Regions from separate parts of the Homo sapiens genome. Here all the other regions are linked to region 3. The links are chromatin loops, found by intact Hi-C in ENCODE. Cell type or tissue: dorsolateral prefrontal cortex. All regions are shown on one strand. Region 1 has its middle 70 kb from the start of PPP2R3A. Region 2 overlaps LOC105374122 (a long non-coding RNA gene). Region 3 overlaps KY (kyphoscoliosis peptidase). Region 4 overlaps EPHB1 (EPH receptor B1).

Region 1 (8,000 bases), 1.3 Mb before region 3:
AAACTTGTTTAAGACATTGTCAATTGTCAAAGTTCAGCTTTATCTGTTTACAAGAGACATACCTAAAACATAAGGATGGTGAAAGAATTAAAGTAATTAAAAAACCATAATAGGCAAATAACTAGCCAAAATAGATTTTAAGAAAAACATACTTGTATGTATGTATGTAATACATATTACAGGGCCACTATATAATGATAAAAAATTAAGAATAAATAATTCTAAACTTATGTATACCTAATAACATAGGCTCAAATTATATAAATCACATATTTTCAGAATTATAAGAACATGATAAAGCTACAATGGAGAGTTTAATAGTATCTTATAGCTAAAATACAAAAGATATAGAAGATTTGAACAACAGAATTAATAAACTTAATCTAGTATATACAAAAATTGACCTCATGTGGCTCGCAACTCTCAAATAGCAACTCAAATAACTTCACTGTCAGGCAGACTGTATTTTCTGATCGGAATACAATTGACTTAGAAATCTGTAACAATGTGACTGACAGCTTTCATACATTTTGGAATTTAAAAAGCACACTTCTAAAGTAACTTGTGAATGGCAGAAGAAATCATAAGAAAGGTAGAAAATACTAGAACTGATTTATAATGTAAATATAATGTGTCAAAAATGATTTAAAGATGGGCTGGCTAGAAGACAGAGAGACGCCATCTTCTATGTGAGGGTTTTCAAGACCCACAGTGATTAAAGATGGACTTTTCTGGGCAGGACACCCTGCTGCCTGGAATGGATGTGTGGTGAGGAGGACCACAACTACTGTTTCCAGGCTGGGTTTGTAAACATGCAACAGTAATCAAGAGGTATGCTCTGCCTTGTGTGCTTACTCGATAAGTCCTGCAGCAGGCAGCCTGCTGGGGGGCAGGAGAACCAAGGGGGGCAGGATTCAGTCGGGATAACAATATGGGACTTCATACTATCTTGAAAGCTTACCCCTCCAATTCTTCCTGCTGGCTGGTAGTATTTCTGCTAAGAGAAAGGGAGGCCAGACTAGCAGTTAATCTGGAGGAGAATTTATAAATTGAATTATACATCTGAGACCCTGGGGCTGGATATAGAAGCAGAAAGTGATATTAGGTATGGCTTCACTTTTATCCTAGAAGAAATCCTTAACTGAGTTTAGTATTTGGAGAAAGGACCGGGCAAGGTGGCTCACACCTGTAATCCCAGCACTTTGGAAGGCTGAGGTGGGCGGATCACCTGAGGTCAGGAGTTTGAGACCAGCCTGGCCAACATGGCGAAACCTTGTCTCTATTAAAAATACAAAAATTAGCCAGGAGTGGTGGCACACGCCTGTAATCCTAGCTACTTGGGAGGCTGAGGCAGGAGAATTGCTTGAACTCAGGAGGCTAATGTTGCAGTGAGCCAAGATTGTACCACTGCACTCCAGCCTGGGCAACAGAGCCAGACTCCATCTGAAAACAAAAACAAAAACAATTTGGAGGAAGAAGCAGATTATAATATCCATGTATACAGACCCATTCTCTTCCACCTCAGAGGCAGCTTAGAGTCTGAACTAGAAAGTGCACTCCTCTAATATGCTTTCTGTGTGACAGAATGGGCTACCAGTGGGACTATGGCAGCAGTTTAGCCTCTCACTCCTGGCATTTCAAGGCTGCAGTGAGGGTGAGATAGAACCCAGCATTGGGGTGTTAGGAGATGGTCTTCACATTTGCTTCCTTTATGGAAAACATAAATCTTGTCCTCAGGCATGCTTTCCTGCTCATAGTCCAGAGCTGCCTGATGCCTCTGGAGGCCATCACTTGTGTTTACAGCAGTGTGCCTCCCTCAGTGTTCCTCTAGATTCTCTCATTTTCCTTGTGAGCCATGATGTGTAGCCAGGACTCTTGTGGGGAGGAGGATTAGGTGTGAATGTTGGCATGTCTCTGCCTGGGAAACTCCCCATTGCCTAGTTCTAAGATACATTAGAAGGGCAGATGGACCCAGCCAAGTTCACATGACAGCACCCCCAGAAGCAAAAGAGATAGTGATGGCTCTCAAATCTGTTATACCAGTGATTCCTTTCTTTCTTTCTTTCTTTTTTTTTTGAGACGGAGTTTCACTCTTGTCGCACAGGCTGGAGTGCAGTGGCGCGATCTCGGCTCACTGCGACCTCCGCCCCCTGGGTTTAAGCTATTCTCCTGTCTTGGCCTCCCAAGTAGCTGGGATTACAGGTGCCTGCCAGTAAAATGCCTGGCTAGTTTTTGTATTTTTAGTAGAGATGGGGTTTCACCATGTTGGCCAGGCTGGTCTCGAACTCCTGACCTCAGGTGATCTGCCTGCCTCGGCCTCCAAAAGTGCTGAGATTACAGGCATGAGCCACCATGCCCGGCCTGTTAGACCACTGATTTCTGAAGTTTAATGTAATCCATGTCTCCTGGGCTCCTGGGCCCTTTTCCCAGAGCTTGTAATTCAGTAAGTTGAAGTGCAGCTCAAGAATTTGCATTTCTGATGAGCTCCCAGCAGATGCAATGCTGCTGGTCTAAGGACTCTACTTTGATATTACTGTAGAAAGAGATGAAAGAGAAGCAGGAGGAGGAGAGGGGAGACACTGAAGTAGGAGATCCACTTTTTGGGGGGTGGGAGGCAGGTGATTCTATAAAAATTCCCAGCTTTCACCCTTCCCTGCCACCTAAAGATTCTTTTTGGTTTGTGGGCTCTGTTTCCTGCTCTCCCCTATACAACGAGGGGAACTGTTCCTTAGAATTTGGAGGGACAGAAAATGGAGACTGGGGGATGGAGAGAGAGCTGGGAAGGTGAGAGGAAAGGGAGAGGGAGGAAGGATAGGGGGCTCAGGGCCTAGTGATGCAGGAAGGTTTTCTGGGCAGCTTTGGGGAAATGTGCGAGAGTGGCTCTGGTGCATGGAGGGAGTAGATGGGAGAACAAAGAATTTCTTTGAGGGCCACAGCCCTCAGGATGCTGGGGGGATGACCTGAGGCAGCCCAAAGGTATTTGAGAAATTCAAGAAAGAATGCAAGTTATTTTGAAATTACTTTTTGATTGCTGAATGGCATGTCATACAGTATGACACTACTCTGACTCTGGTATTTGGTTCCACTAGGATCACAACAGCATGGCAGTTCTGATGCATCGTGTGTAGGAGGTAAGGGGAACCAAATGGGAGTCTCTCAGTCCTTATCCTTGTTAAGGCCCTCCCTATCTCTCATTGGGTCAACTGTTGGAATGGTTTCCTCCATACCCTGCCTTGAGGCCCTCCTCCCTCCAGTTTCTCCACACAATGGCTTCAGTGGCTTCTACTACAGAGTTCCTAGCCCCCTGGGAACCCAGTCTCTCCCACATTAGAACAGGCTTTCATTTCCCCTCCAAGTCTTTTTCAGTGGAGGGATTGTTGCAGGTTTTACTGTTTATTGATTTTAGCCAAAATACCCTTCAAGGCATCAAAGGCTTCACATTCCTTGCTTTCAATCAATGTTTCCCATGTTACATCCAGCCACATATTGGAGACACTCCACACCTGTTTCTACAACACTTACGTAAAGTTTTCCCACCTCACACCTTTGTGCATACTATTTCTGATGTCTGGAATGCTCTCCTTATCATCTCTGCTAATAAGATCAACCCATTCGTCAAGGTCTAGTTCAAATGCCTCCTGTTTTTTGAAACTTTTCTGATCATCCCTATTTCCCCCTTCCACCATGGAACTTTATTTGTACTTGCTTATACTATGAATTCTGCTTATATTGTAGTTATCTGTCCCCCTAGACCTGGGCTTTCCAATATGGTAGCCACTAATCGCATGTGGCTATTTAAAGTAACCAAAATGAAATAAAATTAAAAATCCAGTTCCTTGGTTTCACTATTCACATTCCAAGTGCTCAATAGGCCAAGGAGCTGGTGGTTACTGTATTGCACAACACCGATATAGAACATTTCCATCATCATAGAAAGTTCTATTGGACAATACTGGGCCCATGTATTATTCACCCACTCTTATGTCTATTGAATAAAAATGAGTCACAGTGAATTAATTAGGATTTTACTGATTGCTTTGTCATGCTTTCTGAGCCAGCACGGGGTTTATATTTTCAGTTGTTAAAAAGGCATATGGTACTACCTGTTCCTTGCTCTCTTTCTTGATAAGCTGTGCTCTCTTGAGGTGAAGCCCCACCTTTTCTTTCTGTGGATTTTCTTCATTTCAGAGTCTTTCTGAAAGTTGTTTGGTCTGTCATCTTCCTCCTTACGTGTGTCCCAGGTCACTTCCTAAGGCCTAACCCCTGAACAGCATTTCTTATTAATGAAGCATGCCTTGGAAGGAAAGAGCAGAGGCCTGGGTCCCTCAGGGTTACATTGCTACTCAGACAGACCCTCATGCCTGCAGGGGGCAAAAGACACAGACACAAGGACACTCATGACAATTAGCAATGGCATTTTGAGGTATACTTTCTCATTAACCTCTTGCAAAATCAATTGTCTAAGAGGTTTCTGGGAAGGAAAGCCCAAGGCCAGAGTGGCCACGAGAGGGCACCAGTGTACCTTAAACAGCCTTTACCTCCAAAATCCTCAGGAAGGTTTCCCTGTGTTGCAAGGGAGGGACATGATGAATACACATCGGAAAAGAATAGAAAAAAAAATCATCATATTGTTATATCTAACTGTAAGTCCTGATTACCATATATTTATGCATCCAAGGCCTCCTTAAATATAGAAATCACAAGAACATTAAGACAATAATAGGCAGACGAGGGATTAGATTGAAAATACTTCAAATAAGGTTGTGAATAGGTCAGCAGACTTTAAAACAGAATAAACCTCACTTTGAAGCAAGGTAGCTATGGAAACATTACCAAAATTATTCTGTTACTTCATGGCTACAGTGGTTTCTGCAGCCTGGAAATGCTGTCAAGGGAGGCCAGAATATTATTTTCTTATAAATAATACAACACAGGATCCTATATGGAAAGTTGCAAGAAATTAGATTTCAGAGGTAGAGATGTTTCAACAAAAATACCCAACAGCTTTAATTTGGTTTCTGATAACTTGGCTCTGAGCTTGCAGTTGTTAAGTTTTTCTCTATTTCTGTTTTCTGTTGCAGAAAGGGAGCCAGTGAGGGATTTATTTTCATGTCTCTGGATGTATTATATCCACACATATGCATACACCTTGAGCATGGCTGATAGAAGTCACTTGTTTGCCCCAGGAATGATCCTTGTGAGGGCAGGTAACCTATAATCAAGACTTAAATAAGAGGCTTGCTTTCTTGTGGGGAATAGGCCTGGAGCTTTGCTGCCTAAGGTGACAGGGTTCTGTTGCTGACCCTCGGAAACCATAGACCAACTGCCTATGCCTGCAAGCTTCCCAGAACCCCCCTAATAAGCATATAAGGATTGTGTACACGACTGCTCCCTGATCATACTGACCATGTAGGTGGAGATGTGGGTAAATGAATTAATTAGGTTTATTTAAGAGGGGTAGGTGTTTGGTAAGCAAAGTAAACATGGTATAAACCTGGGAGTTATGATAAATGTCATGCTGGTGGGTGTTAGAGGTTGAGGGTGGTTTTGATGCTATTATAAAGTCATTCAGACAGGGACCCAAAATGCCTCCATCCTGGCCTGACAGTACCTCTTTTCCCCATGGAGTTTTCAAGGGAGCTGTATACCCAAGGGACAATAACAAATTGGGAATCATATACACAACATGTCAATGCAGTGTCCTCTGGTCAGAGACTGAGTTGTCCATGTGCCTAAGATCTCATGAATAGGAAATGGGATTTCCTAGCTTCCCCAAACCTAAATATTGGAATATCATCTCTACCAGGGTGGCCATATGGAGAAAGACAATCAGAGGGGTGGGAGTGGGTAGCCATATGCACAGAATACATGGAGTAAGAAGAATGGAAAAGAGCAAAGTAGCCCTGCCTTTTATTGAAAAAGAAAGAACAGGGCTCATCCAATGTCCTGAGGGTGGAGATGGGTAGGAATTTAGTACAGTCAGACCTATTCTAAGGAAAGAGACCTTATGCTCCTCCTTGCCCAGAGAAGTGGATCTAATACCTTAGTGAGCATCAGAATCTCCTGGAGGGCTTAATGAGACACATGCTGCTGGGTCCCACCCCAGAGTTTCTGATACAGTAGGTCTGGAGAGGGGCCAGAGAGTTTGCTAACAAGTTCCTGAGGATGCTGATGCCCTTGATTCGGGGACCATACTTTGGGACCACCACAGCTCTAGAACATTGTAAGTGGTTTAAGTAAAGTATCAACAATGTAGGCGTGATACGGATTTAGAGTCTGTCCCTGAAACAAACCCAACAAAGGGCTCATTACTCTTTTTTAAAAAATTGGGAGGTAATTCACACACCATTTGTATATCTTCTTTGGAGAAGTGTTTATTCAAATCCTTTGCCTATTTAAAAATTGGGTTATTATCCTTTTTATTGTTGAGTTTTAAGTGCTCTTTATTCTAGGTATAAGTCCCTTATCAAAGAAAAGATTTGCAAATATTTCTGCCATTATGTGTGGGTTATCTTCTCGCTTTCTTGATGGTGTTTCTTGAAGAGCTAAGGTTAAAATTTTGGTGAAGTCTAGTTTATTTCTTCTTTTATCACTTATGCCTTTGGTATTGCATCTAAGAAAGCATTGCCCAACCCAATGTCACCTATGTCACAAAGATTTCCCTTTCTTTCCTTCTTTTTCTTTCTTTCTTCCTTTTTCTTTCTCTCTTTCTTCCTTCCTTCCTCTTTCTTTCCTTCCTTCCTTCCTTCTTTCCTTTCTTTCCTTCTTTCTCTTTCTTTCTCTCTTCCCCTTCCTTCCTTACTTTCTCCCTCCCTCCCTTCCTCCCTCCCTCCCTTCCCTCTTGCCTCCCTCCCTTCTTTTCTTTTCTTTCTTTCTTTCTTTCTTTCTTTCTTTCTTTCTTTCTTTCTTTCCTTCTTTCTCTCTCTCTGTCTCTCTTTCTTTCTTTCTTTCTCTCCTTCCTTCCTTTTATTTCCCTTTCTTTCCCATTCTCTCTTTTCTTTTCTTTCTTGTCTTACTCTGGTCTCCCACAGGCCGTAGTGCAGTGGTACAATCATGGCTCACTGCAGCTTTGACCTCCTTGGCTCAAGTGATCCTCCCACCTCAGCCTCCCAGATAGCTGAGACTACAGGCACGTGCCACCACGCCCAGCTTTTTTTTTGTATTTTCAGTAGAAACAGTGTTTCATCATGTCATGTTTACCAGGCTGGTCTTGAACTCTTGGACTCAAGCAATCTGCCCGCCTCAGCCTCCCAAAGTGCTGGCATTACAGGCATAAGCCACCATGCTTGGACAACAGAGATTTATTTATTTTAAGAATTTTGTAGTTTTAGCTTTTACATTGATTTCTAGAAGCAATTTGGAGTTAATTTTTGTGTATAGTGTAAGGAAGAGGTCTAGCTTTATTCTTTCGCATATGGATATCCAGTTGTCACTCATTACCCCTTAAAAAGGGAAGAAAAAACTAGAGCAACAAAACAGTTTCCTTTTTTGGTGAGAACTTTTTGAATATTAGTGTGGTTTGAACAGTATTTATTTTTGTGGCTTTGTTTATACCCAATAAAATACACTCATTCATCCAGGAAATATAGCGCATCTAACTTGTGCCACATATGTCTAAGTTGATGGCGATAACAGCAATTAAGTCCTTGCCTACATGTAGGTTACAAGCTAGTGAGAAAAATGGGCATAAGAAAATAAATGAACAAAAGTGTAATGTACAATAGTAGTGATAAGTATTATGAAGAAAAAGCAGAGTAAAAGGGTAAAGGTGATGTGGGGGCTAGGAACAGGATACTATTTTACATTGGATAAGAAAGTTAGGAAGTGTCTCTCTAAAGTGGCTGCATTTGTTTGGTACCTGAATTAAATAAAAGGGCAAGCCATGTTAGTATCTGGAGGAAGAGTTTTCCAGACAGAGAGAACAGATGCAAATATCATGATGTAGAAGTGTGGTTGGATTCTTCTGGGAAGAGTAGGCAAGGCAGTGAAGCTAGAATGTG
Region 2 (8,000 bases), 900 kb before region 3:
CTATAGTTTTTGATTCAACTTAAGTTTTCCAGCCTGCTTTCAGATAAAACCAGTTTTCTATAATTCAAATTTTAAAGTTAAAGTGATTCTCAACTGGGTTTTATTTTTTAAATAAACTTTATTGGGGAATAAGCTATATACAATAAAATTAACATATTTTAGGTGATTATTTTAATGAGTTTTGAAAGGTGAACATACCTGCTTAACCGCATTCAAGATATAGAACACTTCTATGACCCTATGAAGTTCCTTTCAATGAATTTTTAATGTGCAATTATGAGAATTCAGTTGAACTCTATGCATTGCCCTTTGAGCTCAGAAAAGGAGCCCAGTGACTGAGCTGCCTCCCATTGGTGGGTTGGCGTTACCCTGTTTTCCGCATTGCCCAGGTAGAGAAACACATGTGTAACTCCTTGCAGATTTTACAGGCTCTCTTGATGTATTTGTTACACAACGTTCTTGCCACAATAACTAATTGATACATGGTGCTTGATAGATATTGCCAGACTGCTTTCAAAAAGTTTCAAAAAATTGTTGTGTTTATATTTATACTGCACCAATAAAATATTATCTTTATTTTTAACTTCTGAAAATTTAATAGGGTAAATCATATTTTTGTTATCATTTTGTTTCTCAGACCCATGTCTGAATTTGTGAGGCACCTAGGAGCCATGCTGATATTATACATTAATGAATCTCATTTCCCTTCTGGTGGATGCACCAGAGGGAACCCTACATGGCAGCTGTTTGAACAAGAAGCCAAAAACACACTTTCACAGCAAATCATAAAGCCCCTGGGATTGTGTCATATTTAAACATATTACCTTGTTTCAAACATTCATTTATATTTTTGACTCCTTCTCCTCCATGTGCAATATTGTATTTTTAGTCCCACAGTTTTCTAGTGTTTGTCATGTGCCAGGCAGTGGGCTAGCCACATTAGGCACTGCATCCTGGAACAAGCAAAGCCACCTCTGTGCCGTTGCATCCCTCTTCTTGTTGTCCAGCTTCCTCCCACTCTATTGGCTACCAGTTCAGAATTCTCATTCTTGTGCTGTTCACTGTGTTGCTCTTTGCATCTCTCCTAGCCTATTAAGGACCTGGGGGCTTATACTCAAACAATGCCTCACCTTGCCCATTGAAATACAGCAGCAACAACGAGTCCTGCTGTGAGTGAGTAAGGCCGGGGTAAGAGGGGCAACCGACCCTTTCTTATCTCTGGATCCAGGTCCTATACCACACAATTGTTTTAACAGGCAAGGTTGGATATTTTTATATATTTTTATTTGCTAGTTAAGGCTTTCCTTATAGAAATTTTCTGTTTATGTCCCTTGCCTACTTATCTATTGAGGACTTTATTCTTTTATTTTTTAATCAATTTATATGAATTCTTTATGTAGCAAAGATATTAAACAATTTTTGCAATATTTCTGCAAAATTATTTCTCTGTCCAATATTTGCTTGTTTCCTTGGCTTTTGCTAGCCAGAAGATGTGTTTCCTGAGTGTTAGGTTTACTCCTATAAATAAGACGGACCATATTCAAATGTGTGTACCTTTCTCTTATCTTTACATAGCCTATAACATGTTTTCTCAGACAGTGTAAGTCTCACTCTGGAATGCTCAGATTAGCAGCCAAGGATGTATTCAGGGGGGAGGGAGAAATTGGATACTTCTGTGACAGGAATGGCTAGTGACATTTTCTCCCTGATGAGGTTCTATGTTCCACTCTTCCTTAATGCATTCTAAAATATTTATTGAGCATCTACTCTGTGCCAGGCATCACTGCCTTGTACATTCTAGGCCTTCGTTTAATGGCCACTGAGATTTAATTGAAGTTTGATGAGATGGATGCACTGTACACTATATCAGTAAAGTTGACTATAACCACGTTCTTAGAGTTATAGAGACTCTACAACTTTAGAGTCTGTAGAGATAATCTTGATTGAGCAAGACAGATATAGTTCCTCTCCTCCAGGGGTTCACAGAATATTGAAGAAGGCAGAGAAGTAAAAGAAAATTACAATAAAGTGTGGTAGGAGCTGTGATGGAGGACAGGGGGTGGGGACCTTGAAAATATATAGAGGGCACCTAGCTCAGATGTGAGGAACAAGGCAAAGCTTACTAGAGGTAGTGATATCCAAACAAAGACCTGGAGAATGTCTAAGAATGGCTGGGAGAACAAGATTGGAGATCAGAGTATTCTTGCAAAGGCACCAGCTCAAAAAACTCCTGAGGGTGAGAGAGAAAACTTGTGTCTTTGAGAATCCAAGGTGACAAAAAGCGAATCCTAGAGAAATGGGTTAAATATTATCATTATCAGCACTTGAATTATTTGACCCCCTTTCCTTTTGTTCCCCTACCCGTTTGTAAAATACACCACCATTATCATTTACTAATGAAAAGGGAGTTGGCCTGAAAATCAAGACACTTGGTTATTACTCCTTGTTCTGCCATAAAAGAGTTAGTTATGTGACTTTGGTGAGTTTAAGGTCCACTCTAGGCCTCTCTTCTGTTCTGTGAAAGCAGGGGACCAGGAAGAACAATGTCGCATACACATCACAGACAGTAGGCTGCATCTACTATCTTTGAGGCATAGTTGTTGAATGGCACTAGGGTCTGTCTTCTTCCCATTCATCATGTCTGTGTTGCTCAAGAAAGGCATCTAAACCTGAGGACAAATAGCCAGAGTCTAAGAAGAGGTGTTCCTATGCCCAGTGAACCAAATCCTCCAGCTAGAATCTGAACAGTCCCTACCCCCAACTCCATAAAACCTTACCCTGTGGGCTATTGATTTCCACAGACAGGAGTCAAGCCAATAAGTTAGAACTCCTGGAGGGCAGATAGGGACTGTTTGGGAGATTTTTCAGGCAGTACCTAATACATTAGGGGTCCTCAGTTAATATTCATTGAAGTTTCATTGAGGTTTGATGAGACAGATGAACCATACAATATGTCAATAAAGTTAAGTATTACCCTAACCACATTCTTAAAGTTATTAAAAATGTCAAGAGCAGGGTGATTTATTTCCTCATTCTATGGAAATATTGCAAAGAGAGTATGTATTAAAACGTGCAGAGCTTAAATAATAATGATTTATCTTTCTGACTCCATCTTGAGCTTAGTGTCAGTGACTGTTTCTGGTATCATCTGCCTCTTTCAGGTCTTTGGCCTTTTGACACCATTTTTAGCCCTAAGAGCAATGGGAGATTGCAGTACATGCTGGAGTTTAAGGAACTGGTGCAAATTCATTCCCCAGCCACCGCCTGTCTGTGGACGATCCCTAGCAGCTGCCAAAGTGTGACCTTTTACATTTGACATCATTGCCCCTGAGTAATAGGTACTTTAGCAGGGGAATGACAGAGCTCTGACCTTGAGCTGAAACCTGAAAAATGTGGTTCCTATTCTGACATAGTGTGTCTCCCAGGAGAGTTATAAGCAATAGCAACTGAGGGAACTCAGGAGGGAGAGGGAGTTAAGAGTTATTTGCTCTGGGAATTTGTGTTCATGTTGAATCCCTTGCAGCTGACTTGCAGCACAGCCTGCTGTGGAGCAGGGCTCCTGACAGGGCGAGCCTTGAGATTCTCCACCGTGGGTCTCAGCCACAGCTTCTCTAGGACACCAGGAGATACCGCCCCTCAGAGTATGTGCTTGTGTGTCTAAGATGCACATCCCTTAGGAGCTGGAATGGCACAAACAGCTTTGCACAGCTACAGCTAAGCACCATGTACCAAGAACCTCTTGTTAAAAAATAATTTTGATGCTTCGTAATAACTATGTGATTACAAACCCTGTGAAAAATGACAACGGTTAAAACAAAAACTAGCCTTGCAAGCTATGTGCAGCTTTGGCAAAGCATGTTCTCTTGAGTCCCCTCCCCAGCTGCTCAAGGGCACCCCTTCTTTCAGGATCTCCCCTCTGGACACGCTGCTGCCCAGGGCTTTGTGTACGCTGTACTCCAGCCTCCTGCCTTCCCCATAACCGGCCCAGCAATCGGTACCGTTCTCGGCCTCTCGGGGGCACCAGAGCTCTCTCATAGCAAGGTAGATGCTTCTTGAGACAAAAGACGGGGATTTTGGCTGCCAATTTGTCTTTAACATTGTGTAAGGTCTGTCTCTACACAGAGCAGGCCATATACAGACCCGAATCAGGGCGTGCATTGTTCTGGCTTTTCTGTTGCTGGGAGAGGGATAATGGTAGCACACGCCCTGAGGTGCAGGGGAGCTGGATTTTGGTGCCTTTTGCATCCGAGTCCACCTATGAGGGCGAGTGGCTGGAAGAACAGGTCCCTGGAGTCAGACCTCATAGGACAGGAGGCTTCTCTTCGCCCCTGCCTGATGCTTCATGGAGTCGCATTCAGCAGTGAAACAAAAGGTGCCAGAGAAACAAGGCAAGTGAAAGTGATAGGAGAAAACGGCAAAAGGAAAGGGGCAGGAAGAAAGAAAGAGAAAAAGGGATTGAAAGCTAGGAGCAAAATCAAGAATGAGACCAAGAAAAGCTAATGTATGGTGATTGTTCTTACCAGTGTTATGGATTTTGGAGCAAAACAAATTGTAGGAAGCAAACTTCCCCAAATGTGAGTACTTAATAAAAAAGAAAACAGAAGGATTGATAATGGAAATTAGGCTAATGAATAAACAAGCTGCTTAAAAAATAGGTTTCTCTCGCAGTCCGTTATTTTTAACTTAGTGGCAATTTGCATACTAGTTAATTTGCATATATTAAATACTGCTCCCCTTCTCCTTCCCACCTCCTCCACTTCAGAATAACATTTCATTACGGTGCTGCTGGGCCAGAGGACTCTGAGGCTCTGGAGAGTTTATTAATTTATCCAACACATGCTGTGTACATTTTTATCACTTGCCGCACAGTGGACCCGGTATCTTTGAAGTCATTAACAACACGAGGGGTGTTCTGCTCGAGGTATTCAAAAGAGAATGAGAAAAGCCAGCCTGCAATAACTGTACCAAAAAACAGGAAAAGATCGTGTATGGTTTATGTTCTTTCTAGGAATACAAAAATGAGCAAGGGATGACTCTCTCATCCGCATCAGAGAGCTTCTGTTTTGTTTATTTGTGTTTTTATTTATTTAAATTTTGAAGCAAAATGGAAATGATTCCCAGTGGGGTGCAGACATCCAAAAAAGCACTAGCCATGCATACTATTTCTCCTGCCTCTGCCCACACTGAAAGGCAGGCTAGAGAGTGTGGCTCTTGGGGGAACCTCCATTACTGCTGATGAGAATAATAAACCAACAGGTGAGGGCCACAAGCAGCCACTCTACTGTGGTCCTAGGGCTCTGCCTGCTGTCACTGCTGGGCGTCACGGGGACCATCCCTGGACTGCACCTCCTCCTTAGTGCGCTCTCCCAGGGCGCCCTCCCACCACTGTCTCTCTCCCTTGTAGCTTCGACCTACTACAATTTAGGGAACTACTAAATTGAGCTTCTACTGGCATACTTAAATGCCCTGTAGTGGGTCGTGCCACCTCCCATGGGAATAGAAGAAGGCTACCATTTCTAAGAAGGAGCTTTTAAAAAGTGACCACCTGCATTAATCCTGATGCCATTTTCTGATGCCATTTTCTAATGCCATCCTATCAGTTTAGCTATTTGTCCCTCTTTCTACTGTCCCAGGTGCTTAAGTTGAAGAGAAACCTGTGTATTTGTCTAGAGCTTGAAGTGTTTTCCCCAGATGCCAATGCAAATTAACAAATTTATTCAATCATTCATTCATCAAATATTTATTGAATGCCTACCATGTGCCAGACATTCTAGGCATGGGAAAAATGGAGCTTACATTCTCATGGGTGGAGACAGACAATAAACACATAAATGATAAAGTGATATTTTTCTAGAGTTAAAAACACTAAGAGGAAGGATAAGTAAGGTGTGGGGTAGCTAGTGACCTGAGCAAGGGAGCATTACTTTAGCTAAGCTCAGCAGGGATAGCATCTCTGAGGATGTGACATTTGAGCTATAACTAAGGAGAACTAGAAGTAGGCAGAGTTAATTCACGGTCTTGCGGCCATCTTTGTGCTTGGTTTGGTCCTAGTTGGGCTTTTAGTTCAGTGAATTTGCATTTAGCTGAAACAATCTGTCAGCCCCAATGTGTTCACCACCACTGATCCCAAGGTGAGTACTGGCTTGATGTTTCTGGCTTAGTGGAACAGCAGCTCTTTGGGCCCTTACACCATTCAGGTTACCTTTTGTGCAGAATGAGCAAGATTCAGACTTTGAATCTGAGAAGAAACTCCTCTGAAGGAGACAGTTATGTGCAATGGTTAAACCTGTCCGACAGCCTGGGTTGAATCTTACTAGGTTTGTGACTTTGGGTAAGTTACATTACCTCTCTGCAGTTTAGTTTCCCAACTTGTAAAGTGGATATAATAAACGTAGAGGACCTGGCATGTAATAAAGTCTCAATAAATGTGCCCAGGTTTTATTCTCCAGAACATGTAGACTTTCCTCCCTCCATCACCCTCAAGGATAAGGATTCTAGTCCATGAATGGAGGATGTGGAGACTTTTGATGTGTGATAGTAAGCATATACAAAGAAAAGAAAATCATCTAAGAGCAATTTCTAAGCCCCTTGTGTCTTGAATCAAGGAATCAGATAGCCTTGGGTTTGAAACCCACCTCCACCAGGTTATTAAAAATTTTGACTTCAAGCAAGTTACTTGATTATGACTCAGTTGCTCATTTGTAATATGGGGATAATCATAATGTCTACCTTATAATGCCATTACAAGGATTAATGATACAGTGTCTGTCAACCATAACACATAAATAAATGTTAGCTGCTATATTTAATATTATTTCACCTGCCTGGCCTGTGGCAATAAGTAGTTTGATCCTCTTGATTAACAAGCAATGCTTAAATTCTTCACATATTGTATTGATTTTTTTTTTTTTTTTTTTGCCAAATTACTCTCAAACTGGCTGCCACACTGCCATTTCAGTGTAGTTTTCTCCACCACCAATGCCTTTGTCCCTGCCTACGTCAATGTCTTCTTTCCCCAGGACAACTGCAATGGCCCTGGCTTGTCTCGCCACTTCTCCTCCTGCCCGCCTCCAAGTCCTTCACCACAAGGCAGGCAGAGGATCTTTGTAGAGTGTAAATCAGCCATCCAGTGGCTGTCATTCACTCCTCTAATAAAATTCAAACTCCTAACCCTGGCCTGCAGGCTTAATTGACCCTTCCCTTATATGTCCAACCTTAGCTCTTCTCACTTTCCTCCATGCCTGCTGTACTCTAGCCACACTGGCCTTTCTACCCTTAAACATGCCAAGCTTTTTCCTGCTTTAAGGTTTTCAGGCATGTTATTTCTTCTCCCAAAATGCCCTTTCTGTGCTGTGGTTGCTGGTATAATAGTGAGGGATTTCATTTGACTATGAATAACAGAACATTCTGATGACAGTACTTCCATATATACAGGGTTTTTTTCTTTTTCATTCAATTAGAAGTTTAAAGAGGTTGCCTTGGTCATTGGCTCAAAAATATGAGAGAAAAGATCCCTGTCTTTGCTTTTCCCTTTTGTTTGCAAGATGACTCCCATAGCACCAGCCATCTTATCCATATTTCAGATAAAAGAAGTTGCTGAAGAGAAGCAAGAAAGGGCAGTCCTTATATTAGGGAAGCAACACCTTCTCCGAAATTATAGCTTATACCTCAATGGCCAAAGCTGGGATATGCGTGTTTTAGTTAGGTACACTGTGCTGTGCACATAAGCAAAATAAGGAAGAAGTGAAATGTATTAGGCAAATGGTGGTGTCTGCCATAGCTGGCTTCTATTTTTTTGGGTTCAGGAAATGAGAGTGCATTTTCTTCTCAAAGAGGCCTTTTCTGAACATCTTGTCTAAGTAGTTTCGCTCCCTCTCATTATTCTCTGTCATAAGCCCTTTCTGTTTCCTTTGTAGTGCTTTTTATAATTGTTTAATTCTTTGTTTACTTGTTTGTCATATATCTTACCATAGGCACCATAAGGGCAGAGACTATGTCTG
Region 3 (8,000 bases):
GACCCATCTCTGCTGACCCTGACTTTCTCTCCTCAGTGAATGGGAAGGCCACGGTCACCATTGAGAGCTGCGCCCCGACGCTGTTCATGTTCATGCTCAATGGCAAGCAAGAGCATGGGCTGCTGAGCCTAAGGAAGAATGGGATGAAGTTGGAGGTGTACCCTCCAACCATGGGCACTCACAAGCTGCAGATCTTTGCCAAGGGCAACTCCGACATCTACAGCTCAGTGCTGGAGTACACGCTCAAGTGCAATTATGTGGACATGGGTGTCCAGCTGCCTGCTGAGCTTCACCAGCCCGTGGGCCCCAGCTGGTTCTCGGAGCAGATGGGCATCATGAAGCCCTCCCACCCTGACCCTATCATCCACACCAGCGACGGGCGCTGCTCCATCAGCTTCAGCGTGGAGGAGGGCATTAATGTCCTGGCTTCCCTCCACGGGGATGATGGCCCCATCACTGAGGAGACACAGCGGCGCTACATCTTCCAGCTGCACCGGGAGAAGCAGACCGAGCTGAAAGTCCAGCTGCCCCATGCAGGCAAGTTTGCCCTCAAGATCTTTGTCAAGAAGAGGCAGGAACCAGGAAACTACATCTTCGTCTTTAATTACCTTGTATGCTGTGCCAACACCAAGGTGAACTGGCCCATGTTCCCTGAGAGCTTTGGCAACTGGGGACAGGACAATGAGCTGCTGGAACCTCTGTCAGGTGTGCTTCCTGCCAACCGGAATGTCCCATTCAAATTGAAGCTGCATGGTATTGCCAAAGTCCTGGTGAAGGGGCAGGACACATGGCCCCTGACCCTGAACCACGAGGGCTACTGGGAGGGAAGCTGCAGCACAGCTGGCTGCCAGGAAGTCTATGTCATGGTGCTGGAGAATGCCAACCACAATTTCTACTCCTACATCCTGAAATACAAAGTGAATGCCCAGTGAGGGCTGTGCCCCGGTCTTACCCTCCCAAAGGGCCAAGGCCAGACCTCCCCAGGGAGGGCTCGAAGGAAGTGCAGGGAGCCCTGGACACCACTGAGTCTGCATGAAATCCCTTCTAGGCCTCTGCCTCAGTGTCCCACCTCTGCCACAGGAGCTGTGATCTTTGTGTTCTGAAGGCTTCACTCAGGTGTGGCTGTGACTGAGGGGGCAGAGGCAGTGGCTCTTTAGAAGGAAAAGGTGCTATGTAAATCTAAGGTATTGTAAACTGTACACCTGCATCCAGATGCCCCTTCTCGTATTAGTGCTGCTGCTGTTGTTGTTGCTGTAGGGTTGATGAGGGAAAGCAGGGATATTGCCCAGGTTGACAGCTTTTCACATGATGCTTAGAGAATTCTCTTCCATGCCCAAGGGGACATGATTTGCAAGGCTGGGTTGTCCTTGAATCACAGAGCCCCTTTCAAGCAATATCACCGTGCCTCTCGACAGCTCCGAGCCCCCAGGGAATCTTGGACTATCTTCTCCTCCCAGACCTGATCATCTTCTGCATCCTGCTGCCTCTTCATTAGCTACTTCTTGTTCTTCAAGAGCCCAAGAAAAAGGGTGTGGTGAGGAAGCCAGCTGACCCACAACTGGCTGGAAGCTGATCGTCTCCAACATCCCTAAGTATAGTCAGGAATGTGACAACCAGAAAGTTGTGAGGAGACTGCAAAGCAAAGAGCAGCCCATGCCCGCTGTGGCTGTGCAGGTGGGAGGGACACTGTCGGCAGAGCTGCAGCCTTGGTCTGAGGGTGTAAGACCTCCAGCTCTGCTCTGAGAGGAGTACACAGGGCAGGTAGTTCAGTCTAAGGCCTGGAGTGCCCTCCAGGCCCTCACAGAGCCTGGGCCTCAGGCCCCTGCCCCACCTCCACAGAGAGCCTCCAGAGGCTGGCCAGGCCCTTGGGGAGTCTTGTGGATAGCCCTGAATAAGGACCTGGGCGCAGATCAGGTGAGTAGTGCAGTGCGGCAATGCCGAGGAGACTCACACTTTAACAGGGCTCTGCCTGCCCCCAGTGTCTCTACCAGCAAAGCCAGGGCTGGGAAGAATTCCAGCTGCACGAGAGCAGCTTTTGTGCCTGTCTCGGAGAAAACATCCTATCCCGTCTCCTTTCCTCCCTTCTCTGAGAAGACAGCCCCCTCCAGTCTCACCTTGCATGGGGACAGCTCAGGGCTCCTTGCTTGCTCAGGCACAGACTGAGAGGCCTCAGCTGCCCAGCTGGCCCTCAGCAGCGCCTCAGGCTGCCGTTGCCATGGCAACGGAGGAAAGGCTGACTTCAGCGAGGGCAGATAAGAGGGAAAGGCGAGAGAGGCCCCACATGGCCACTGCAGAACCATCCTGGCACACAGACATGCTCCCTGCTGAACTCCCGGCTTCTCCAGCTCCGTGGCCCCTGGCTGTCTCAGTGCCCCCCAACCCCTGAGAGCCAGCACTGCCTGGCACCTCTCCCCACAGCCCCTCCACAGGCCTCCAGGCTCAACCACAGCCAGGGCCAGCTGGGACCCTCATAGCTTCCTCCGTGGCACTCACCCTCACATCCCTGTATCCAACAAATGCTCACAGAAGTACCAGATGCTTGGGCTACAGAGGTGAACCAAGGGGGCCCGGCCCCTGCCATCCAGAGTACAGGGTGAGGAAACTGCCAGGCAGCAGCAGCCTTCCCTGCCCAGGCCTGACTGAAGATCCAGGCTCCAGACACTTCTGTTCATTATCCCCCGGGATCCCTCCCCTAAAAGTCCCCACTGCCACCCAGCACGGTGGCCTAGCCCAGAACCAGCTCACAAGGGTGCCCATCATCCAACAGGCCGGCGGCCTCGAGCAAAAGGGGTGTCTCCCCTGGGGGGCTGAACTGTCCTGGGCAGGTCCTGCGCCCTCCGCAGTCTCTGCCACCGAGGCCACCCAGCCAGCCTCGTGTCACTCACACCTGAAAAATGCACAAAGGCCCCGGAGGCATAACAGCTATGCACCACCACAGGGAAACAAAGGGAGTTTTACACCCTGAAAACAGCCGTCTTGCACACTTCTGATTTTATGGGCTTAAAGAAATGTGTTTGTTTCATCAAAACAATAAGTGCCTTCGATGACGCATGTCACTCACTGGACCCCGCGCTGGCTGCCTCGCTTAGTCCTGCTGGAGACCCCCATACCTTTTCGATATGCAATATAATTAATCAATACATCCTGGAGCATTGCAGAGAATGCCACCCAGCAAAATAGGAGCTGTCCCCAGCACCAGAGAGGGAGGCCCCGCCCCTCAAAGCACCGCAGGGCATCAGCAAGCCCCTCCCTCTCGTTTAACTAGGCACCCCCTTTGTAAAGACAGCTGTAGGCGCAGTCAGAAAATCACCTGCATTTCTTTCCACTGAAGTAAAAATACATGAAATGAAATCTAATCTTCATGAATTTTTACACGCATGCTGCTCAGGGTAGACATTCGGAGTTGCATTTTGAAGGCTTTTCTTTAAATCCCCATCTTTGTTTCCCGGGCGACGAGTCCCAGTCGCCGGCGGAATGGCACGGGCGCCCCCAGGTGTCCGAAGTGCGGAGCTGCCGGCGCTGCACACCGCGAGGCTGATCTATCACCGGGCTTTTTCGCAGAACTTGAAAATGCTGTGGAAATGTTTATGTTAAAATCACTAGGTGCTTTCTCGTGGCTTCTCAGCGCTACCTTATGTGTACACGGAGGACATCTTTGTCACGCACAAGCTGTGAGGGCATCCTGGGGGACAACCTGGTGTGTTGAAAAGACAAGGGATGTGATGGGACTGTTTTGCCTGGAAATAACTTCTTGAAACAGAAGCACTTGACATAGGACTGGATGGAACAGCTGTGACTACACTCATTACTATACCATTGAAGGATTGGAACCGATCAAACTCAGAAAGTATCTGCTTGCAATTCTCAGGATGGCAGCCCCCAGGCCACAGGGCAGAAGGGAACCGAGGGTGGAGGAGTGGTGGGCAGAGGCACTACAACCACAACTTCAGTACACTTCTTTCCAGCTTGTTTCAGAAGTGCCATAGCTCAGCTGGACTCCATTTTCAATCTGATTATGATCATTGTGAGTTCCCCATATGTTACATTGTCCTACCAGGACAGCCTCCTCACTGCCTGCTAAGATTAAAAGTAAATAAATAGACTAACTGAAGCATGAAGGATTTCGGCTAGACATAAAGAACTATTTCCTGTTGTTAAGCAGGAGGGACAAGTTGCCAAGAAAGTTTGTGAAATCCTCTTCTCAAAGGACTTGAAAAGGAGAAAAGTTTTCCCAGTGGTCTGAGGTTTTAGATGCCATGTTCACTAGAAGGAGTGGGTTTTCTCCTCTCCAAACCAATTAATTCCTGAGATATCCTGGTCTGCCTGCAGCAAACAGAGGGTTAACAGCATCACTACATCATTTGCTATTGGCAAAATTTTCGAAGATGGTGTGCCTCTATTGCCCGCCTCAGTTTATCTTAGGTCTATAATTTCTTTTCATTTGGAGTAAGTAGTCGGCAATTGAAAGAGGTGATTACTTCTCATAATGTGTGCATTGAGTTGTGTGGGCCGGTGGCTGTTGAGTATGCTTTCTCCATGTTGTTGCTGGTGTTGTTTTTCAATAAAATTTATATTCATTTTTATCCAACAATGTAATTATCGATTCATTCTTATCATGTATCTCACAAGGTGGGAAATGGAGAGAAACAGGAAAAATGCTTTCATGTTCAAAGGAAGCCCTAGAAAAAAATCAATGTCCCAGCCAGTTGAATGCGACGGTGAGATGCGAATGGAATGTCAGGCAAATAGCTATTTCACATTAAAGAAAACATAATCAGGTTAGCTCCAGCCACTCTATGGTTCACATGCCTTTGAAGAACACGAAGGCACTGTTTCTTTCATTGAATCTTGTTTAACTTGAAAATTTTAAAGTCAATCCTAATTTATTTTTACAGTGGGAGAAAAAAAATTACCAAAAATGCCTATCAGCCTACTTTTCTTTTGAATGTATATAAATATGTACTTCTTGATATTCATATACATGCAGAAACTTTCCAGCCGGTCACCTAAGCAGATTATTCATAAACTAGACATTTAGAGAAATACAGAAAATGAAAAATCCAGACATTTCTGAGAAGCTGCTGTAACCATGGAGACCATTCTCGTAGCTGTAGTGTGAAGGACAAAAAGAACTTGTGTTCCCAAATCTGGCTTCGTCATGTCTCTCGCTGCTAGATCCACAAAAACGAGGCCCAGCATGCTTCTCCTTAGGAAGGAGACCCGGCAGCATATTAAGAGGAAGTCAGAAGAAACAGTCTTCCACACAAAAGAAGGAGTAGCTCTTGAGTTATTAGAACAGTCTGAAAATGCCATCCCCAAAGCTGGAGTGGATGACCTCCAATGTCCCTTCCAGTCCGGAGAGTTTGTGATGCCGTGTCTCTGTGAACAGATGCTGGCAGGCAGTGGGCCTGGGGTTGTCAGTTACAGAACATCTGAAGGGCCCTGCTGTGGAACATCTGAAGGGCCCTGCTGTGTTAAGAGCCTGCCCCTGGAGCCCCTGGCAGACTGCACTGCTGGCTCCTCTCTTGCCTGAGGGCAAGGGGCTGGAGAAAGCCCAGCAGAGGGACCAAAGGGGAAGAACAGCCTCTGACAGGATGCTGGTTCTGTCTGATTTTGCAAGCAGAACTAAAGGAAACTGAAAGTTAACGGGGATGTCCTCTTTGGGGTGTCCCACAGGCATCTCCGAGTCAAAAGATGCTAAACTGGAGTTACTTCTCTCCCTCAAATTACTCCCAACTCCTCCTGGGTCCCCAGTTCAGTAAATGCATCCCTATCCAACCAGATAACTAAGTTAGACTCATGGCAGTCACTGGTGATGAAACCCAGTCCCTTCTGGATGTGTCTCACCTCCCACCTGCTCTCCCAACTCCACCTTCTCTCCTTTCCCACGACCTGCTACAAACCAGGTCCTCATGATCTCAGCTATACTGTTTGTGTCTTATACTTTCCATGGGGAGATGAAGCCTCCCGGCCCTATTACTGTCCACAATGGCCTCCCATTCATATATTCTTATCACACTAGGACGATAGGGTTGTTAAGACAAGGTTTCCAAGAAATCCTTTCAGAACAATCTCACCATCTCTGGAAAGACATAATTGGTATTAGGCACTAGCGGGAAAGGCAGGTCTTCAACAAAAAACTGGTTTTTATAGGGAATCGGAAAGAAGCACTGTCTCCTTTTTCTCTAAAGAGACAAGGTGCCAAGGCCACCCAGTCAGCCTCGTGTCACTCATGCCCGAAAAATGCACAAAGGCCCCAGAGGCATAATAGTTATGCACCACCACAGGGAAACGAGGGGTGTTTTACACCCTGAAAACAGCCTTTTTGCACACCTTTGATTTTACGGGCTGAAAGAAATGTATTGTGTTTCATCAAAATAATAAGCACCTTCGATGATGCATGTCACTCGCTGGACCCCACACTGGCTGCCTCGGCCTACTTCACTACTGGGTGAGGGTATGCAGGGTGGCTCTTCGTACCACAGCCAGGCGGGGGACTCAATGGGGTGCAGAGGTGGAGCCCTACCTGCAGGTAAACAAGCTCCATCTTGAAGCCAGACTCTCCACATCCATGGCTTCCAGCTTATTTCCCTCCTGTCCTCCTGCACCAACAGCAGCACAGATCATATGTTCAGGTGGACCAGTTCTATTCCCAGGAGAACAGATGCTGAGACACAGTAGGAATGTAAACAGTGTGCTGGAGGCAATACCTGTGGAAGTTAAAAGGGAGGGGGGAAGCAGGATGAGTCAGAGAGAAGCTCAGACAATGGTGCAAGTCTGACCAAGTCCCAGCCAACCCAACAGGAAGTTCCAAAACAAAGATTTGTATTAGAAGAGTCTGGAGCTGTACAGAAATGGCCAGGCCCTAGAGAAACCATCATGCTCAGCCACTTGCTGGGGCTGCCTGGCAAGAGCTTGGCCTCAGTTCAAAAGCTCAGGCAGACCTTGAAGGTGCTAACACCTGGAGTCTCTCCGCGACCTGCACTCCTTGCAGAGAATCAGCAACTTCTTCCAGAAGGGAGACCTGTGCAGCACACACAAGTTAACTTGCCTATGCTATGGAGGGTTCAGGAAAGACTGGGTGAGGGTTCTGTGTGTGCAGTCAGCATACCCAAAGCCATCTGGGATCCAGCAATCACTGAAAAGTCTTCACAAGATGGTTTGTGGAAGGGACAGCGGCCTCTACATAGGAGAAATATGTACTCCAAGGGCCCACTTTCAAGGTGTTGTGGACTAATTTGATGAAAGGCAGCTTCTTTCTTATTTCTCCTTCTCTCCCTCTTGCCCCTGCCATCCAGGGAAGCCTCAACACAACAGCCAAGAGGATCGCTCCATGCTGCACTCTTACTTAAAACCGACCAATGGTTCCCCATTGCTCAGGGATGAGACTAGACCCCCACTCTGGCCTCACACTGCTTTCTCCACTTTGTCTCCCATCACTCTCCCTGAGAGCCCCTTAGAATCATCAACCATGTGACACCAGGCAGTCCATGTACCTCCCACCAGCGTGCTTTATACATGCTGTCCTTTCTAGCCAGGACGTCTTTTCCTGCCTGAGGAAGCCCTGCCTGGCCTTTGTGGATCAGGCCAGCCCACCACTCTGTCAGACCTTCCTAGTCCTCCCACTGCCCAAGCCATGGGGAATTATCTGCCTATCTTCCATGTTCATGTCACACTTTGTTGCTCATCTGTTAACCCAGAACCTTCTACAAGATTCTGGGATTCAGGAAGTACTTGGAGGTTCTGCCCCTAGGATGTGAATTCCTTGAATATATATGCTTTGGTTCTGCTCCTCGGCACACAGTAGGTGTTTGGTAAACGCTTGGCAAGTGTTTCACTGGGAAAACTAAGACAGACTAGGAAGACAGGGCCAGGAAAGTACTACTGCCTAGCAGTCCATAACCATCCACTGAGCATTTGTCAAAGCATGTTCCCATTTCACCAGGTCTAGCCCTTGTGTTTTTGCCCAACTCTGTATGCCACATACTGGACATTGAGGA
Region 4 (8,000 bases), 640 kb before region 3:
AAGCACCTTCATTCTGGCCATGTGATGATGGCTGTAAATGACAATGACCAGGTTTGAATTGTATGGAAAGATATGGCCTAAGGTTGGAGGCATAGGGTGTCCTACTGAGCAGAGTTGAAAACAGAAGTGAATTCTGGGCTCCTTTCATTGGTCCACAAGAGGATGAGATAAGTGGCTATTGAGAAGATTGAAGATTAGAATGAAATCAGATGGCATTTCCAGAGAGAAGTAAAAGTAAAGCTCTGGGGGCAAGGAGACCAGTCTAGGCAACTGTTACCCAGAGCTCTCTGCTGTCTCATTTTGAAAGTTCAGCAACAACTCTTTTGGCCATTGCAAAGGCCAGTGTAAGCAAACGTCCTGGGATCTAATTAAAGAGGCAGGGAGGAGGTGTGGTGAGGGGTTGCCTTTATTCACCTGTACTGAGAAATGGTAGGTACACAGGTTCTGTAGGGATCAGGTGCAGGTAGTCTGACCCCAGGTGCTCTCTGGGACTGGGTGGAGTGACTAGAACGCCTCTGGGAAGTGGGCAGAGCCCCTCCTGTTGCCCTTGTATTTTCAGGGCCTGCTCCCGGCTGCCCCCAGACATGTATTTCCCATTAGTGAGTCAGGCTGTGGGTAGTGCCTAGTCGACCTTGCACTGGGGAGAGGGAAGTGGAGGAACTCAGAGCAGTGGAGAAACCAGGGCAGAGTGGGTTAAGTCAAGCTCTGATGTTTCAATAAGACTGCAGCTCCTCTCCACAGACACTGCCACTCTCATTATCTCTGTCAATCAGATCCAAGCAGCAGAACTTCCAAGTTGCTCTCTCTGGCTGACAAACTCTCTGTACATGTTCAAAGACCTTCCTGTGCTCTGGAAGCCTAATTACCGGCACTCCAACTTGCCTCTGCAATTCTCTTCCTTAAAACCTTTCAATTGTCATCTGTAAAATCCTTTACCACCACCAACTTGGTGGTTTCTGATGAGTGAGGCTTCAGCCCGGCAGCTGGGAGCCCCTCCTGGCTCTCTCCCAGGCCAGGTTGTAAGAAGCTTTCTGAATGGGCATGAAGTCACCTCTTGCCTCCCACGAGGAGCAAAACTGCACTTGAGACAATGCTTAGGGGCTTTATTTTGAAGGAGCACGCAAAATTAGAATAAACTGCTACTCTACAGATGTTCTTATTCCCTCTGAGACCCATCTCAAACGTCAAATATCCAGGAAGTCTTCCCTTACCTCCTCCACTCAAATGTTCTCAAAGCCCCATGTTTATGCCACCGGACTGTAAAACCTTCTAGAATCAGCAAGCACAGTGTTTAGTCACAACTAGCATACACTGATTGTGTGTTAAATGAATAACTTGGGAATTCTGGAAGTCTAATATCAGAAATTTTGTTTTCAGCATTGACAGAAAATATCTTGAATGTGAAATCTTGCTTGTCAGACAGTTTTGTAATTCATTCTGTAAGTGCTGAATTGTTCTTAGTCAGATTAAGGTCTTGGGCAGGATAAGATGGGTCTGATTTTTCTTTTCTTTTCTTTTCTTTTTTTTTTTTTTTTTTTTGAGACAGGGTCCCGCTCTGTCACCCAGGCTGGAATGCAGTGGCGCGATCTTGGCTCACTGCAACCTCTGCCTCCAAGCTCAAGCAATTTTCGTGCCTCAGTCTCCCGAGTAGCTGAGATTACAGGCATGTGCCACCATACCTGGCTAATTTGTATTTTTAGCAGAGACAAAGTTGTACCACATTGACCATGCTGGTCTCAAAGTCCTGGTCTCAAGCAATCCACCTGCCTCCACCTTCCAAGGTGCTGGGACTACAAGCATGAGCCACTGCGCCCTGCTGGGTCTGCTTTTTCTACTAACATGTTATACTTATTTAGCAGCTGGTATAGACAGAACCAGGGTGCAGCTGATTTCATAAAAGCAGGCTTTGCACTAACTCCACCGCTTACTGATTTGATGTGCTTCAGGAGCAGAGGCAAGGTGTTGCTAATCCCAGATAATAGAGGACCTAGACACCAGCCATAGTTGACTTCAGGACCCGGTTAATGGTGCAGCCATTTCACCCACTCCAGGCTGGAGCCACTCTGCCCATAGCAACAGGGAGTACTGTCATAGAAGTACCCCAGCTCCTCTTTCCACAGTCTCTCTGGGAAGTTGCCACCTTTCTCAATCTTCCGAGCAGCTGCCATGGCACTAAACCTTTCACAGGATAGAAGGCTTGCTGACTCCATAGCTGACAAGTTCCTCAGTGTCCACCCTAGCACAGAGGGGGTTACAGTGTGGCTGGCTGCCAGTGGACTCAGATCTGAACTGGGGACCATTCTTTCTCTTTTAGCTGTCAGTTGGGAAGGATAAAAACTGCCCCCTCCCAAAGTGATGGGAAGGGCAAGCAGAGAACATAGGTATGCAGCTTTGCAAATTGTAATCCTCTCAGCTCCAACGGGAGGGTATGTATGCAAAACACAAAAGAGGCCTGGTCCCTGGAGAGGGTGAGAGGCAGTGTTGAAATTCAGGCAGGACTTTTCATTGGAGACTTATCAAAGCAAATCATCCGAAAAAGGCTTCCTCACCTTTTAGTAAGTATGGAGCAAAGGTTCTCATGTGGAACATTCCAAAAAGCCTCTATTTAAAGCATGTTAGATGACCCATCTCTTCCTTTCTCACCCTTTTCCCTTGAGGGCATCCTGGGGGAGTGTTGACCTCCCCACAGACAGGGACCCTCTCCTGTGGCCCATCTGAAGCTGCCCAGCTTTGGAAAGCTTTCCACCTCTTCCTTCACTGATAGGTGATATGGGATCATAGAAGAGTGAATTCTCAAGGAAGAAGGGCCCTTTCCAATTACTCTCTTTAAAGCTAAGAGGTACAAGTCCCACACAGAAACTGCGACTGGCTCAATGGAGCATAGCCGTCAGAGGCAGAGCAGGATGGGAACCCAGGCCCTGGCCCCCAGTCCAGTGCCTCCTTCCCCTCTGTCGTTCACAGGGAAGGAAAACACAGAACCTGAACACTTAGAAGCAGGGTAGACTTTACTGCTTAATTTGGGGCTGATCTATTCATGGTCCTCAGCCATTTGGAAACAGCCCATTGTCTCTTGGGTTGGAGACTGTGGCCTTGGCACCTCTACAGGCTTTGTGGTTATAGGGCCTTTCACACCTCCATGCTGGGCTCTTTGATTAGTTCCAACATCCATGCTAAGGGTGTCCCTGTATCCCCTACCCTGAACACTGCAGGTTCAGATTATGAGGCCGTGAGCTGAAAACAGGAGGAATTGGTATGCTACTGCCTTTGGGATCCCTTCAATGGGGGTTTGTGGTGACCAAGTGCTGCTGACACTCACATCTTGGTTGGACATATCCCAATAGGGTCTCTCTCCAAATGACATGACTTCCCACATGACGATCCCATAGCTCCAAACGTCGCTGGCTGAAGTGAACTTGCGGTAGGCGATGGCCTCTGGAGCTGTCCATCTCACAGGGATCTTCCCTCCCTGAAAGAAGGAGAAACCGTGGTCAGCCCAACAATCAGGTTTCTGATTGAAGGCAGGCAATAAAAAACTTGGCATGCACATTCTTCCAAACTCTCACTCCCATATCTTGTGAATTATGACAGACAGGCTATTCTTGCTTCGTGCACAAGCTATGTTGCTGTGCCTAGTTAGAGAAGCTCAAGGTGACCAGCATGCCTGTGCTGGCTTCTAGCCTCATGTGGATATGCCACATGTGCCCTGGTTCCCTCTATGTGGGTTCCAATGTTGCTGCAGGGGAGGTGGGTGGGAGGAGAGAGTGTAACTGTCATAAAACTCACTGGAACTACCTGAGATTGGCTACATGAGAAACAAGTTATGGTTTTCTTTGCTCCCTGGCAATGTAAAAGCTAACACATTTGGGTCAGAAGGAATTGCAATGGTACAAAAGGAAAGAAGAGTGATGAAGCATGCCTCCTGGAGAGCCCTGCCACTACAAGGTCATGCTATGCTGCCCTCTGCCCCATTTTTGTTGCATTCCACCTCTGGGGGGCAGGTTTCCCTAACTCTGTAGCATGCAGATAGCCCTGAGCTTCATGAGGGTTGAATGGTCCCAGTGCTGTGGTCTTTCTACATGCTGGCTGTCCTGCCAGCCCTTCAGTGGAGGTCAAGATTCCAGAGTCTAGAGATGCTCTTTTCTACAGGGCCACTCTTAGGCTTGTTTCTCCTTCTTGCCTCCAATCCCACACTGGAAGTTTCTAAATTGGCTCTCTGCTTGGCCCTCAGCTTGTCTGCCAGACCTTAGCCAGTTTTGTTTACCTAAGGGATTCACATCTATCCACTCATTCATCCATCCCATCAACAAATAGGCAATAAGCACCACTTTGTGCCAGGTCCTGCTGAGAAGCTGATGTCCCAGAAATAAGCCAGTGTCCCTGCCCTCAAGCTGAACAGGACAGTGGGGAGACAGACAAGAAAACAAAAACTTAAAATATATTGTTAAAAACATTGAAAAGTGAGGGAAGGTGAAGATGAGAGTGGGTACAAGGTGTTCTGAAAACCAGAGGAGACTCCCCAACACAGGGAAGGGTCAGGGAAGGCAGGCAGGAGCTGTTAGAGAAGCAGTTTCTGGTGGTGGTTAAGAACTCCTGGAGCCTTTGTCTGGGTTTGGATACCAGTACTGCCTCTTTCTACCTGTGCGGCGGGGGCAAGTAACCTACCTCTCTGTGCCTCAGTTTCTCATCAGCACCTACACAGCCCAGTGTTAACTATTATTTTCACTATGCTCAGCCCTAGAGAACAAGTAGAAGTTAACCAGGCAAAGTGACTGGAGGAGGGAAGTCCAGGCAGAGAGCAGCTTTCTCAACGGCCAGGGATAAGAGAGAGGCTGGGACATACAAGCAATCCACAATGGCTGAAGCAGGGAGTTCCTGAAGGAGAAGTAATGGGAGGTGAGCATAGAGCAGACAGCTGGCATGGCCTGTGCTGTCCAGCATCAGTGCCAATTACAGCTGTTAAACAGGGTTCTTGCCAAGGCTGTCCTCAAAAGCTCATCACTCCCTATAGCAAATATGACCCCCCTTTTCAGTTTTTCATGCCAAATGCCAGGATTTCACCCTTTCATGCTTTTTTCCATGCTTAGGCTCTGTCTCTCTCCATACTACGTGGAACATGAAGCCACTGGCTGCAGCAGTAACAGCACAGAGCAGGGACGGCAGCTCCCTCACTCCCCTCCTCATTTACTTCATGCCTCCACTGAAAGAGGATATTTTTATACTGCCCATTCTTACAATCTGCTCAAGTCACCAAAGATACATGGTTGACGTTAGCAAAAATACTGTAAAAATGTAAAAATGGTTAACCCGAGCTAGGCAGAAAAAAAAAAGGAGCAAACAGCAAAGTGTATTTTTATCTGGTTTCCTATCTGGAGCCTGGGAGGAATAAAGGCAACCAGGCTGGACCTCCCCAGGCACACATCCCACTTTCTGCAAAGAAGACAGTCCTAATTTCCCCTGAGGATGGTGGCAGGCTTTTGTGGTGGGGGAGATGTCCTCAGCTCAAATGCCAGCTACACGACAAATGCCTGGAGGGCATGCTTAGGCTGTGGCTGCAGCCAGACTCTCTGTTCTCATCATCCCCCAGAACATGAATGAATTTACTGGTTTTATCAACATGTTCCCCACGGCTGGGAAGAGAGGTGAAGAATTCATCCAGTGAAGCAGCAGCTACCAAACACCTGGAGGTCAATGTCTGATAGTGCAGAGACCCCAAGTTGTGTGTTGCCATTAGGGAAGGTGCTGTTGTCACACCTCGAGATGGCCTGGGCTCCCCCAGAAAAGAGGGGCTTTGGTTTTCTCAAAATACCTGGGTTAAGTGAGGTAGGAGAGAATTGGAGTTTAATTAGTATACTGTGTGTGTGTGTGAGAGAGAGAGAGAGACAGAGACAGAGAACCAGATTGTGTGTGAGAATGTATCAATCTGTGTGTGAGAGTGGGAGACAGAGAAAACTTGGCAGTGTAGGTCTCTGAGTAAAAGAGAGTTAGGGCTTGCTTATCTTTTGTGTGTGTTTGTGTCAGAGAGAGGAGGGGAGATGACAGTGTGGCTCTTCTGAATTTCAAAGAGGTGATTTGGGAGTCTGAGAGTGTCCTCCTCTGCCAAGTCTGGAGCAAACCCCAGGGGCTGTCAGTGACAGCTGTGGAGCCGCTCCCTCCTGCCTGGAAAGTGGCAGTGCCTGGCCCACGGCAAGGAGCCTACAGCCCTCCTGCCACCTTGCACTGTTGGGCCTCACTGAACACTGAGCTTGGGCTGTCACCGCCGCCCCCCTCCATCCCAGCAGGTGGCTGAGCCTTTGAGAAGAGCCCCTGGACAGGCAGGTGACAGCTTGTCATGGCAGGCTCTCCTGCTCAGCTGAAGAGAAGGGGGACACTGACTTGGGAGGCAGAACAAAAGGAAATGCAAAGTCAGGGGAGCACAAGAGTGGGCACTTTGTTTCCTAGGAATTTTAAACCTTCCTTCCATCTTTTCAAACATCATTGTCAATGTTGCCTTCTGGTGCTCAGAGGTAATCATGGTGATGATTATTGATATAATCAATATCAATATCAATTATTGACATAATTAATATCATCAAGTGATGATTATAACTTGTCTTCAATTATGTGAAAGGAAATCTATTAATTTAGAGGATGGTGACCAGCCCTGTGGAGGGAAGCAGAAGAAAAGGAAGTGGAACCCTGCTGCAGCAGGCAGGGTTCTGCCAGCCAGGCGGTCCTGCTGCTGCTGCATGAGGAGCTTGGACCAGACACCAGGGCCAACACAGCCATGTGACTTTAAAGTGCCCTAAGAGCCCCCAGCTCCCCAGTGCAGGTATGAGGAAGGGGCATAGAGGAGTGCTTGCTCCATTGGGTGGTGAGGAATATCAGGGAAAAATTCTCAGGGCAGTGAAGAATGCATGGGGCTCACTGGAAAGGAATCTGCATTCATACGGACACAGAAGTGCTGACACTGGGCTTGGGGAGAGCACTGTCCCTGGCAGGGGTTTCTACAAGGTACCAGATGACTTGCTTCCCTGGGGGATGCTAAGGGTATGGGTCTGCTTTCTGCAGGGACTGGGTTTCCCTAGAGCTGCCGCAGGGGTCACTGTTGGAGCATGGGGGAGGGAGAAGAGAAGAAGAGGAAGAGGCAGCTCACTGTCATTAGGGGTCTGAGTTCCCTTCAAGACTTCATACACACCTTCCACACAGAGCTTTGCATTGAATAGTTGTGTTGCCAAGAATTCTTCAAATGTTTGAAAACCACTGCTTCAGAAAAATTATGTCTTAACTCAGATATACGATAAATTTAAGATTTTGTGTCTGTCTGTGTGTGTGTGTGTGTGTGTGTGTGTGTGTGTGTAGAATTTGGTGAACTACGAGAAGATATCTGGCAGCGAATTAATCCTAACCCTGTCATCCTCAAGGTCATCTGCTGACCCACATCCACACCTGCCAGCAGGTGTGATGCCAACAGGTAGAAGCTCTTGGTGTAGAGGCACTTTAGTCCCTCAGCTTCAGACAGTCTGCAGCAAGCATCTATGCAGCACCCATTCTGTCCTCAGTACCCTGCTGGGGACATGGTAATGATGAGCCTCAGCCCTACTCTCAATGGGCAATGGATGTCCCTAACACCATCCAGCCAGCACACTGTCTTGCCACGGTGAGGTTACAGAAGTACAACACATAGCTTTGGTTCTAGAGCCCACCCAAGTATGAAGTTTTCCAGGCCAAAGTCCAGGCATATGACTGATTCCTTTTGCTAATTGCTTATTGTTGAGAAGCCCAGAGGGTAGCACTTCTATGTGTCTGGGCATTGCTACAGCACTTTTCTCCACCATCTTGTGTGAGACAAAATCTCAATGGGATTATGGCAGAAATCCAGCCACTCATGAATACTGAGTATTGTGTTCATGGACTTGTTCACCAAATATTTCTGTTGTGCAGCATGAGAGGATCCCCTTGAAGTTTGGAAGTGATAGGTTCATGGCCGAGTGTATCATGAAATGGCTCTGAATTTCGTAATG

What was found. Peaks named below come from ENCODE experiments on the same cell type or tissue, not always from the same donor. Only the 100,000 strongest peaks of a DNase experiment are listed, where the experiment ranks them.
Region 1: it touches region 3 in a loop (23-fold over the local background); 82 of 110 quality-filtered maps call a loop at or near these places.
Region 2: a loop joins it to region 3, with 3.0 times the contacts of the local background. A loop is called at or near these places in 37 of 110 quality-filtered maps.
Region 4: it touches region 3 in a loop (2.5-fold over the local background); 2 of 110 quality-filtered maps call a loop at or near these places.

What each region holds. Positions count from the first base shown.
Region 1 is chr3:135,891,813-135,899,812 of GRCh38, reverse strand. No RefSeq gene overlaps it. Among named protein-coding and RNA genes, the nearest start is that of PPP2R3A, 70 kb to the left of the region's middle. In dorsolateral prefrontal cortex, CTCF peaks have their summits at 4,309 and 4,513 (motif pointing right); a DNase peak (open chromatin) is centred at 4,502.
Region 2 is chr3:135,500,055-135,508,054 of GRCh38, reverse strand. All of the region lies in intron 1 of LOC105374122 (a long non-coding RNA gene), which reads left to right. Among named protein-coding and RNA genes, the nearest start is that of PPP2R3A, 460 kb to the left of the region's middle. RefSeq lists a silencer at 4,134-4,428. In dorsolateral prefrontal cortex, CTCF peaks have their summits at 3,808 and 4,014 (motif pointing right); a DNase peak (open chromatin) is centred at 4,014; H3K4me3 peaks cover 1,001 bases; H3K27me3 peaks cover 443 bases.
Region 3 is chr3:134,596,511-134,604,510 of GRCh38, reverse strand. KY (kyphoscoliosis peptidase) reads left to right here. Exons shown (of 11, transcript NM_178554.6): 11 at 37-4,588. The coding sequence ends at 932. It also overlaps a transcript of CEP63 not described here. Among named protein-coding and RNA genes, the nearest start is that of KY, 51 kb to the left of the region's middle. RefSeq lists a silencer at 150-444. In dorsolateral prefrontal cortex, CTCF peaks have their summits at 2,176, 3,286 and 3,487 (motif pointing left); DNase peaks (open chromatin) are centred at 2,200, 3,130, 3,480, 5,340 and 1 weaker place; H3K4me3 peaks cover 1,067 bases; H3K27ac peaks cover 4,227 bases.
Region 4 is chr3:135,236,614-135,244,613 of GRCh38, reverse strand. EPHB1 (EPH receptor B1) reads right to left here. Exons shown (of 16, transcript NM_004441.5): 13 at 3,317-3,466. Among named protein-coding and RNA genes, the nearest start is that of EPHB1, 450 kb to the right of the region's middle. In dorsolateral prefrontal cortex, a CTCF peak has its summit at 4,000; a DNase peak (open chromatin) is centred at 3,986.